Linked DNA regions of Homo sapiens: region 2 is linked to region 1. Evidence: chromatin contacts called from ENCODE Hi-C or POLR2A ChIA-PET data. All regions are on one chromosome and are shown on one strand. Each heading gives the region's core, a stretch centred on a gene start or an enhancer-like site at or near the end of the contact. The rest is flanking DNA. Distances are from core to core; before and after follow the strand shown.

Region 1 (5,726 bases), core at 1,147-3,646:
TATGTCATATGTATCATGTAATTCCTGCTGAAGTGTAAGACTCCATTTCTTTTGTTAGGTACGTTGAAGATGGAGAACAACTGATGTCAAGACACATTTTGGTTGTAAGGGACAGAAGTCCAACTCCAACGAGCTTGCCAAGGATGGAACCTGCTGGCAAACATAACCAAACTTTGGGAAGGGCAGGGTATGGTTAACCTCAGGTTTCTGGAAGCAGAGTGTACAGTGCTGTGCCGTCCCTCTTCTCTCTGCTTCTCTCTGCGTATTGGCCCTATCCTCTCAGTGGGGCACCCTCCCTGAGCAGCGAACAGCAGCCACAGGAAGCTCCAGTGTCAATGCCTCCCACAGCTTTCCAGAGAAGCAGCAGCCTCTTTGTTAGCTCCGTATCAAAGACATCCACAGGCAGGGCTTTGTGTGACCCAGTTTGGGTCACGTCTTTATTTGGGGCCCGGAGGAAATGGATACAATGACTACAGCCCATCATAGAACCTCATGTTTAGAGGACCAAATTTCCTCTCTCCAAAAGTGAAATGTTGTCACTGTCCATTCAACTGATGAAAATCTTCCTTTTCAACAGAAAAACTATCATGATGTTGTCTGTTGGGCTTCAGTTTCTTACAGCAGTCATCTTAAGAATTAAACTGGTATGGATAATCTGACTATGAACTCCTTGAGGGCAGGGACCATATTATATAATACTTCTGTGTCCTCTGCTATTTCTTAGCAGAATTTTGAAAATGTGCCAAGTGTTGACTTGGTTCGATCACTTGTGAGAATGGAGGGACCCATAATGTTAATAATCAATGAAGGTTGTTGGAGTTACTTACCCAAAACCTTATGAACTTAGCCTTCCCTAGCAGATTTAGTTTCGTAATTTGTCCGGTATAAGCAAACACTAAAGAGGGATTGGGGAAAGTTGTGAGTTGAGTAGTTGGGAAAAAGGTAGTTTGCAGTTTTATTTACGTCTCACAGCTTGACATTTTTTGTTTGCCTTGGAGGGGGTACTTTTAAAAATTCCTCTTTTGAAAACAATAAAATCTTAGATTTTGGATAACAGATATTTCTGTACTATATACCTCACTTAAGATTTTCAAAGTAATGTTTAAAAGTGCCTTTTATATTTTTTCATACCACATTGTAGGGAAGGCCAGGGTCATTTTTTAACACTTAACTATGCTCAATACCTCCTCACCACTATAAAGTAAGGTCGAATGTTGGTTAAAGCAAAGCTGTCTGGAATCACCCTGTCAAAAGTACTGATTTATAACCTTGCTACTCACATTTCTTACTGTGGTGCCCTCCCTCTTGTTGGCTCCTGCATCTTTGAAGTACAGGGAAAATGAACTAATATGGCAGCTCCAATATGCAGCTAATCCTGCCAATGATGTCTCCCCTGGAAGTGTTTGAGAGAAGAATTTCTTTTCCCAGTATGGATTTATGTAAACATTTGTTCCATTCACGAGTAGCACATTAATGCCTAATTCTGGAAAAAATACAAAGAAAAAACCTTTTCTGCCTGTCTAGACAGAGTCTTGTTAGTGTACGTCTGATCATATGGGTACTCATGCCGGTAATATTAATTGGTGGGAAATGAGCCAAGGAAAGACAACCCTATCTACCAATTAAATTTACTGAGCTTACAGGGTGGTTTATAAAGTCAACATGCTGGGCAAAGCTTACATCTGACCAGGGAAATTGTTGTTTTCTGATCCCCAGTTGGCCGTCAGCCACCTCAAACACGAGACAGATGTTGGCTTTACTAGGGTCAGGGTTATCACAGGGTGGGATGAATAGTCTTTGGCTCTGGGGTTTGCTACTTTTCCTTTGCTGATGAATAAGAGCAAATAAAATTATTTCTGAATGCCTTGGGGGTGGGGTGGGGGTTAGTGTTCTAAAGCTGGATAGGGCCACCGCATACCAACATCCCAGGGACAAACTTCCCATGTCTCAGACGTTCTTAGTTTAGTTTGTTTGATCTGAGGTCCACTGATTCCGTTATCTCAAAGGGCAAGGGTTAATGCCTTCTCATAAAGATAACAATGATAAACACAAACAAGGTATTCACTTTGATATATTGGTTTCTTATCCAGGGATCAAGGCAAAAATGTGGGAGAACTGAAAACACAGAGTTTGAAGTAGCATCAAAGTAATTTGCCAGTTTTTGAAGTAGGAAGTTTTTTATTAATGTTTTTTTTCCAGTGGAATTGAGGTATATAGTAGCGTGAACTAAATGAAGGCTGTGACATTGGGAGGTGTATTTTGTGTTTGCTGTGTCAAGTGTGTGTGGACTGCACATGGGATTCCTATCCACTTGTGTTTGTCCTTGGGATTGGTTTAGTTTCCACTAGGTGCTAAGGAAACTAGCCATGCACCGTCAGCTCCCCCAGGATGAGAGCCACACCCGAGAGAACCCTGTCTGTGGGAAGGTAGTTCTTGCGGGGTTGGGGGGCAGCAGGAGGGGTCCCAAGTGCTGGGACTTCGGGATCCATGTTGGGGACTGTCAAGAAATGTCATCTGACACTGGGCAGTGTGGGGAGAAGCAGGAGGCTGTGAATTAGTAAAACTTTGGATGCACTTCTGGGAGAGGAAAATACACATGCACCCTTTCACAAGGCTGAAAATACATAGCTACATCGGTATAATTTATTCTGGGAATTGCCTATTAAATTGTATTCCAGACACCAGGTTATATTTGGTGGTCTACTAGAAAATAGTATACTGCTTATCTATTTAAGGCTAAAAAATCTCCCAGATTGCCTTTTAAGCCTACAATTGCCTATGAAAATAAACAGATATCTCCCTCCTTGCTTGAACTGCCTTTCCCATCTGCTCATTCTGGAATGCTCTTATAAAAGTTATCTGCCTCTCTGACCACAATAATATTTCAGATTCTTTCCTTGGTCAATGGCGGCCCCTCTTGTCACCTCATCCACGTTGTGCTCCAGACTTTGCCTCTCTTTGGCTTCATTTGGGGCTTCTGGGGCCAGGACTCATTCCCCGCCCCGCCAACCCTCTCCTTGCACCCTGAGTGTGTGGTCACCCCTGGGCCAGGCCTCCTTTTCCCTGAAATCCCTCCTTCGTCTCCCTGGAGACATCCTCGATGTCCCTGTTGTCTGTCACGCTGTGCACCGATTCCCTTCTTTTGGGTGCCCCCTTTGCTCCCACACACCCAGTGCTCAATAAATTGAGGGCTCCCAACCCCTGACCTTTTCCAGCTGGAGCCTTTCCACCTGGCCTGCGCTGTGTAATTGTGCTTGCGTGCCCACCAGGCACTCTCTTATTATCTCCTCCATTTATCAGGCATGATGTTTTGGGATCATTTTTGCCTGTTTTTTTTTTTTTTTTTTTTTTTTTTTTTTTTTTTGCTTCTTCTCAGCCTACCTGAATATGACTTTGGCATTGCCATTGATGAAATGCAGTGTGTGCTGGATGTGAGGATCCAACTCAATGCAGGGCCATTCCCTCTTTGTGGACAAGGCCATGTTTTTGCAGTGAAGGGCTTGAGGACGTGGGTTATGCTCTGGTGAAGCTATCGGGGAAGTCATCAATTCAGGCCAAGCTCCGCCCTCCATGTGCTCCTTCAGGAAGTGATTAAAACACTAGAACTGACAGTAAAATGAGTCATTAGGTTCACAGAAAAGTTAGGCAGCAGCGATGTAGTTATGGAACCGCAGGTCATAGCTTTTTCTCATTTTTCTTTTATTTTGTGGCATCGTTGCTGTTTTGTGGAAAATTTTCTTTCTCGAAGTTGTCCAGCTGTGAGTCAGTTTCTTTGCCTGAGAACATTGTCTGCGGCAGCAGCAGAGCTATATTTTTCCTTCAGCCTCTATCACTTTTTTTATCCCCGCAAAGGAAAAAGTTAGCTACATTATCTGACTTGTGGATTTGATTTTGGGTTTGTAATTGGCTGATGAAAGCTCTCCTGACTGGCAGTGGGAGGGAAAATAGGAGAGGAGAAGAGGATTTCCATTGGGAAGCAGTGGTCCCTACTGCCCAGAGGGGCCGTAGGTAGTGGTTGCCCTCAGTTTTGCTGGGGCAGTAGTTGAGTTGAACATGCACAGTCCCTGGGTTTTCTCCCCCTGGACTGCCCTATCCTTTAAGAAGTAATGGACTGAGTGTTGACTCTGTGCTGAGTACTGTTATGTGCTTTATGTATTCTTTCTGTCCTTCCAACAACCCTGTGAGGTAAGAATGAGTGCCCCTATTTGAAAGCTTTCTTACGGAAAACTAAGGTTTAGAGAGGTGAAGTGGTTTGCTCAAGATCACACAGCAAATTAGCAGGAGACCTGCGTGACATACTCTAGTTCTGTCCAGCATCAAAGTCATAGTGCTCCCCTATTTATGCTACCTCTTTACCTTGCTAACCTGTACATAACTGAAGCTCAAGTTCTACTATATCCACCTACCTCTCTCTGATAATAACAACCCAGAGATATTAATAGTGTTCTCTATTTACTCACAGCACCCAATTAGTATTTAATGACATTATGTTTTATAATATTATAATTTAAATGACTATATGAATATAGTTTCTCACTTGACAGCCACTTGAAGACATGATCATGAATTAGGTGTATGTCTACTTACAGTGCTCCGTTTAAAGGAGGAGGGAGAATGACAATGGGCTTGAGATTTGACAAAGACAGAAATAGCGTTCGCTATAAAATAGAATGAGCCCAGAGCAAGCTGTCAAACTATAAATGGACAGAAAATGAAATGCAACAGGAGGTTGTGAAAGAAAGATAATTAACACAAGGTAGAAATATGTTTGTAAGAGGAAAGTAAAATTCTGAAAAATAAACAAGGATAAGTGGCTTATTTTTGCTGAGATGACAAGATGAGTATATTGAAAGTATTCAGCAACATATCTTGATTTTGTAGTAAAGTTTTGTTTCTTTATATGAAATCTGTCTAGCTTTAAATTTATTAGCTTTAAAATTATTCCTAGAAAAATCTATAGAAATGTATTGAAAAGAGGAGACTGTTCGCTATTATTTAGTTTACAACAAGCTTTAATTAAATTGATCTAGTAATTTGAATCAATTTTGGGTATATCTGGAATACATTTTGGTATATATGCAAAGCATATATATAACATAAGCATGATGACATATAATTTAACCTATTTAAAAGATTTATTTTAAAATCCTTTAAATAATTATTAGCATATATATTCACATATTATTATTCATTAATATAGTTCATGTTATAGTTGAAAATACTAAAGCATATTTTAAAATTATGTAATTAATATTGTTGAATACATTGGAATGATATTACTGCTAATTTGAATGAATGATAAAATCATCAAATCAAAAATTTTCTGAGTCCTGCTATGAACGAAATACTGTGGCAAATGAAAAGAAACATGATTTAGCTAGGGATGGTATTTAACAGTAATTACATTTAAGTAATAAGAAAAATTGCAAAAAAATTGCAGTTGATACGAACATTATCAACGTGATCAGAAGATGGAAAGAGCATTGCAGGTTGAATGGATACAATTCATTCAGGGGCTTTATGGAGAAGCACTTTGAACTGATTCATGAAAATCGTAAATGTGGGTCAGGTAGAGGTGATGGATACAGTATGGGGGCCACTTTGGCCGTCTGTCAGTAGAATATTTTAGCATGAATTAAGATTTCTGTAGGAGGGAGTGAGAAGTTAAATTGGGGCCATAATATGGAGAACTTTAAAAGTTAGGGTAATACATTTAAACAATGAAG
Region 2 (5,726 bases), core at 1,924-4,423, 250 kb after region 1:
TTTCTGTCCTTGCTATAATTTGCTCAGAATGATGGTTTCCAGCTTCATCCATGTCACTACAAAGGACATGAACTCATCGTTTTTTATGGCTACATAGTATTCCATGGTGTATATGTGCCACATATTCTTTTCTTTTTTATTAAGACAGAGTCTCACTCTCGCCCAGGCTGGAGTGCAGTGGTGCGATCTCGGCTCACTGCAAGCTCCGCCTCCCGGGTTCACACCATTCTCCTGCCTCAGCCTCCTGAGTTGCTGGGACTACAGGCGCCTGCCACCATGCCCGGCTAATTTTTTGTATTTTTAGTAGAGATGGGGTTTCACCATGTGAGCCAGGATGGTCTCGATCTCCTGACCTCATGATCCACCCACTCGGCCTCCCAAAGTGCTGGGATTACAGGCGTGAGCCACCGTGCCTGGCCTATGTGCCACATTTTCTTAATCCAGTCTATCATTGTTGGACATTTGGGTTGGTTCCAAGTCTTTGCTATTATGAATAGTGCTTCAATAAACACAGGTGTCATGTGTCTTTATAGCAGCATGACTCACAATCCTTTGGGTATATGCCCAGTAATGGGATGGCTGGGTCAAATGGTATTTCTAGTTCCAGATCCTTGAGGAATCACCACACTGTTGGAAGACAATGTTTTCAAAACACATGTCTGATAAAGGATTTGTACCCATAATACATACAGAATACTTAATCTCAATAGCAAGCATAGAAACAACTCAATTAAAAAATAGGCAAAGATTTGGATGTACACTTATCCAAAGAACATATACTAATAGAAAAATAAAGATAGCAAAGGATGCTCAATATTATTAATCATTTGGAAAATGCAAATTAAAATGACAGTAAAATATCCTGACTCATGCACTAGAATACCTAAACTTAAAAAGACCGACAATACCCATTGTTGGCTAGGGTATGGAGCAACTGGAATTCTCATATGTCACTGGTAGGAATGCAAAATGGCAGTCAGTGTGGATGAAGTTAGGATAGTTATTAGAAAGTTAAACAATCACTTGCCATATATATCTTACCAAGAAAACTAAAAACCTATGTCCACATAAAGACATGTATGTGAATGTGCATAGCATTTTTATTCATAATAACCTTGAACCAATTGAGATATGTCCATATAACAGGATACTATTCATCAAGAAAAAGGAACAGACCACTGGTGTATGCAAGAACATGGACAAATCTCACAAGCATTATGCTGAATGAAAGAGCCAGACACAAAAATCGGGTACTCTATGATACAATTTACCTAAAATTCTACAAACTATAGTGACAGAAAGCAGATCAGTTTTTGCCAGGAGCCAAGGAGTGGGGAGGATTAACGGCAAAAAGGTACAGGACAAGCCATGAAAATGACTTGACTCGGGCCATGGTTACAAAACTGCGTACACATTGGACTGTACAATTAAAATTGGTAAATTTTATTGTATGTGAATTATGACTCAGCAAAGCTGATTTTCTGAAAAACTTGGAGAAATGGTGAATCCAGTACTATGCAAGAGAAAGTACAGAATAAATCTAGAATATCTCTTTGTGTAAGAATATAAAGAAGTGCTCAATAAATAATGGGGGAATGTCAAAAGGAAAAAGGGGCCAATTTGAAGGGGCTCCCACTGAGCAGATCAGCGATAATTTTAGCATCAAGATAAATAATAATATAATGAATTATAACTCATTGAACAAAATAAGAATCAGTTAATCCATACTGTTATAAATAAGTCAATGAAAAATAAGTCAATGGGAGCAAAGAGAATGCCATTAAAGTATAGAAGGAATGAAGGTATTAGAAAATCATCAGCAGAGAGTAAAAGTGGTAGGTTAAAGTTTTACAACCAACAGGCTGTTGATGTAGTCTCAAAGTATCCCACTGTTCATAATTCTTAGATATAAAGGGAATAATAGTAACTTTACAGTGAAGAAAGCTGGCTAACACTACCTTAACCAAGTGATCAAAGATAACAGGTGAGACATGAGAGAAGTACCAACAGAGATTTGGAAGGCATGGAGACTCCTTGGAGCAGATGGCTTTTGAGATGTGCTTGGAGAGTTGAATGGTATTTCACCAGGCAAAGGAGGCACAAGAGGCTTCCAGGCCGAAGGTGTACCAAATGCAAAGAAGTGGGAAGTATAAGGATACCCTGCGTTTAAAGACATGCAAGCAGTTAGTTGTGAATGATAGGGTAGGTGTGAAGGGAAAAGAGATGAAGTATGAACCTAGAAGAAGGCCAGTGTCAAATTGTGAGAATTCACAGTGCCATTTGTTAAAGGTTTTTCACTATATCTTGAATGTGATGTATTTGAAGATAGTCAAGTAGAGATGTTTTCTCAAGGCAGAAGAGTCTGTGGCTCAGGAGGAAGTTCTGGGCTTGAAATTAGATGTTTGGAAGTCGTTAAAGTACAGTTGTTAGTGAAGCCAGTGGGGTAGATGGGCTCCACAGGAAAGAGGGAGGCAGAGCAAGAATAGAAAAAAATACACATGCCCCTAACATCAGCATTTATAGGACACTAGAAGGGAGGAAGCAAACTCAGAAAATAAGGCCAAGGAGTTGGAGGAAAACCAGGAGAGAATAGGATGTCAGAAACCAACCAAAGTTAACAATTTTATCCCCCAGATTAAAATTCTATATATAATGTATAAACTAAATATCCATTTTTTGTCATCTGCACATTCCTTGCATGTAATTTGCTGAGCTATATAGATAAGTAGACCAGTTACCATGCCTCTTTGTCAGTGGATCTTTAGCAGGAAAAATGAGGAACTATATGAGCTGATTTCTGAGGTCTTTTCTGCTTTAACTCTCTCTGATATTATTGATGCTTGGTCAGAATTCAGAACTCAGGTTTTCAATGCTAATAGAAAACAAAGTTAAATGTGTTTCATTTATACTATGATGTGGCAGGAACTGCAGCTGGGTATGACTTATTTCCAAAGAAGGCAGAGGCAAGCCTTTGGAAACATATTTCAAATCATTCTAACGCTGCAGTCATATGAAACTTAAGTGTTTAAGGCAACAGAAGAAATAGCACTGCTATTTGTTAGAACTGCTCGACCACATGGCTTCATTTACATCGTTACATTGGGCTGAGTTGTGGGGCTGAGGTTAAAAGTTTAGTCTTCAGACAAAACAGGTGATTCAGACACTGTCACAGCTGAAGGGCCCAGCCACATACCCTCAAGCAGATTGTTTCTGGTTTTTCATAAGGAATCTAGTTATTCATTGACTTGAAAGTATTTGTACACATGTGTCATTTGTGTGTTTTTCCTGAATCAGTTTGCTCAGCAAAGAGCCAGTGAATAGGTACTTTGTGTAAACACTGTGCTATCCACTGCTGAGGAATAGAGAGATGAAAACAACATAGCCCCAGACAACAAGAAACTTACAGTCTAACAAGGGCAGACAGATATCTAAATATGTGTACTCTTTAAGGTAAAATAGAACTGATGCTATGGTAGATGAAGAAAAAAAAATCTTAGCTCATCATTTTCTGCTACAGGCACAAATGGTACACCAAATCTCTTGATTTGTATTGTAACAGTAGAGGCCTTTGAAAGCAAGGGATATCGAACATTTGAACTTGGCTCTTAGCTACAGCATTAATGGGATGTGATTAAAATGTACCTGAAGACCAATATTTAAAGCAGGACAAAATTCTGTTTCTAATTGTTCCCCTTCTCAAAAGAAGAAAGAAGGAGCTTCTAGAGGGATAAGGTAGTTGTATGTTGAGGCTTTAATATTCTGGTAAACTGCGAGATTCTTTAGCACCCTTGTTTACATTGTTTATACGGTAAGGAAGGTTTGGAAAAAGTAAAACATATATTTATCAGTCACTTAAATAGTACTTACTTTGTGCCAGGGCTGTTCTAAGTGATTTACAAATATTATCTCAATGGTCTTAATAGACATGTAAAACCTTATTCTTTCCATTTTGCAGATAAAAATGGAGATGCAGAGAGGTCAAGTAATTTAGCATGGTCCTATTTATTTTCTTTCATTTTGTTGAAAGGTCTCAGAGGTACAAATGGCCTACAGGACTGTTCAGAAGGCAAGTGCAGCACCTGACCAATGGCATTACAGATCATTCAGTATGCAGGATCACAACTTTGATGCCATCTTCAATGTCTCTCTCTCCACTTTGTGTGCAATCTTCAGAGCTTATTACTCATACCTTATGTTCCTCAAAGTGCTTCCCTTCCATCTGGGCAAGTGGGACTCCTGCTCTGGGTCCCATACAGCAGAGCCTCGTGCTTAACAGTGGCCTCCTCAACTTTCTGTAAGTCTCCCTTTGGTTCCTGGAGCTGTCTGCAACTATTAGTGCTATTCCAGGAGGTGACCCAAGCCCTGTAGAGGGCCCCTATGGTACCAGCTCCCTATTTCTCCCCACAGTGCATTATCTGACCCTCATTTGCCAGGAATCAACACAATGCCCTAAGGAACTTCAGGACTTCTGAATTTGGAGTCACCTTAGGGAAGATATCACTCCTGCCAGTTAGCATGATATTTCTTTCATGAAATCATACAAGTTTGGCTACAAGAATGATGCTGATGAACTGATTTTGAGTTATTCCTACCCATGAAATACACAAGATGAATTCTGGCCTCTGGCCCAACACCAAAATGTGTGTGAGCCATGCATTGGCTTTCACTTATGCCTGTTCTGATCATGGCGCTGCAGTGGGAATGGTGGCAGCCCCCTTCTCCCTGTGTGTCTTCCACTGCTGGCACTCAGGGTGGTCCCTCCATCCATCTACAGCTTGGTGCTCCAAGTCAGAGATCTTCTGGGATGGCTGTACCTGACACATTTGAAGGCTTTCAAGATTACTGCTCTACAATGCCAACAAACCTTTCTGACTGACATCCTTTCTTGCTTGTGATCAAGGTGGAGACATTGTCTTCTCCTGAGACAGTCTTAAGCCAATGTAGATGAGGGATGTATATTTCTTGCAGGAATGGAAGAACTATTCTTGATCTGTCCATGAGCTTCTTATTTGTCTTTTCGATTGCTGTTCATGCAAAAGGAAGTTTGAAAGAAATCACATTCCAAGAATAAAATTATTATAAAGAATTCAAGAGAAAAGTATGGTTGAAGGACAAATTGTTCTACATTTATAGTATAAAATCCAAATGGTAATTTAAAATGACCAGGACACGACTTATTGCTAACATTTTCCCACAAACTAACTGAAATTTGCACCATTAACAAAGAACAGTAACAATATTTGAGATTATCATTGGAATCCATTATTCTCAGGAAGCACAATGGATGGTACAGCATCTTAAATAATGATCTAACAGCATTAAATAAATGGTGCTAGGAAACCAGTAGCAAGAAGGGCAATATTGTTTCAATATAAATAGATTCTGTCTGGGCACAGTGGCTCACGCCTGTAATCCTAGCACTTTGGGAGACTGAGGTGGGCAGATCATGAAGTCAGGAGTTCGAGACAATCCTGACCAACATGGTGAAACCCCATCCCTACTAAAAATACAAAAATTAGCCAAGCGTGGTGGCACATGCCTGTAATCCCAGCTACTCAGGAGGCTGAGGCAGGAGAATTGCTTGAACCCGGGAGGCAGAGGTTGCAGTGAGCCAAGATCACACCACTGCCCTCCAGCCTGGGCGACAGAGCGAGACTGTCTCAAAAAAAAAAAATATATAGAAAAAAGATTTTGAAGAGCTCTGGCTTTGTATTAACAATTTGCCT

What was found. A loop is a pair of places that touch in the nucleus more often than their neighbours do. ChIA-PET counts read pairs that join two places held with the same protein, here RNA polymerase II (POLR2A). Pooled maps may share reads with other maps.
Region 2: a loop to region 1 is called in a map of PC-3, with 10 times the contacts of the local background. The contact joins two enhancer-like sites. A Hi-C loop is called at or near these places in 5 of 168 maps with a recorded cell type or tissue (Caco-2, HepG2, PC-3 and 2 more) and 1 of 50 pooled maps. POLR2A ChIA-PET finds 5 or more read pairs at or near these places in 2 of 52 experiments (HepG2 and IMR-90).

What each region holds. Positions count from the first base shown.
Region 1 is chr5:82,385,467-82,391,192 of GRCh38, forward strand. No RefSeq gene overlaps it. Among named protein-coding and RNA genes, the nearest start is that of RPS23, 110 kb to the left of the region's middle. Within about 2 kb of position 2,397, at least 4 of the 41 ENCODE cell types and tissues checked have a DNase peak (open chromatin) inside an H3K27ac peak, as active enhancers do; they include PC-3, where a contact is called at or near this core.
Region 2 is chr5:82,632,590-82,638,315 of GRCh38, forward strand. No RefSeq gene overlaps it. Among named protein-coding and RNA genes, the nearest start is that of MIR3977, 200 kb to the right of the region's middle. Within about 2 kb of position 3,174, at least 3 of the 41 ENCODE cell types and tissues checked have a DNase peak (open chromatin) inside an H3K27ac peak, as active enhancers do; they include PC-3, where a contact is called at or near this core.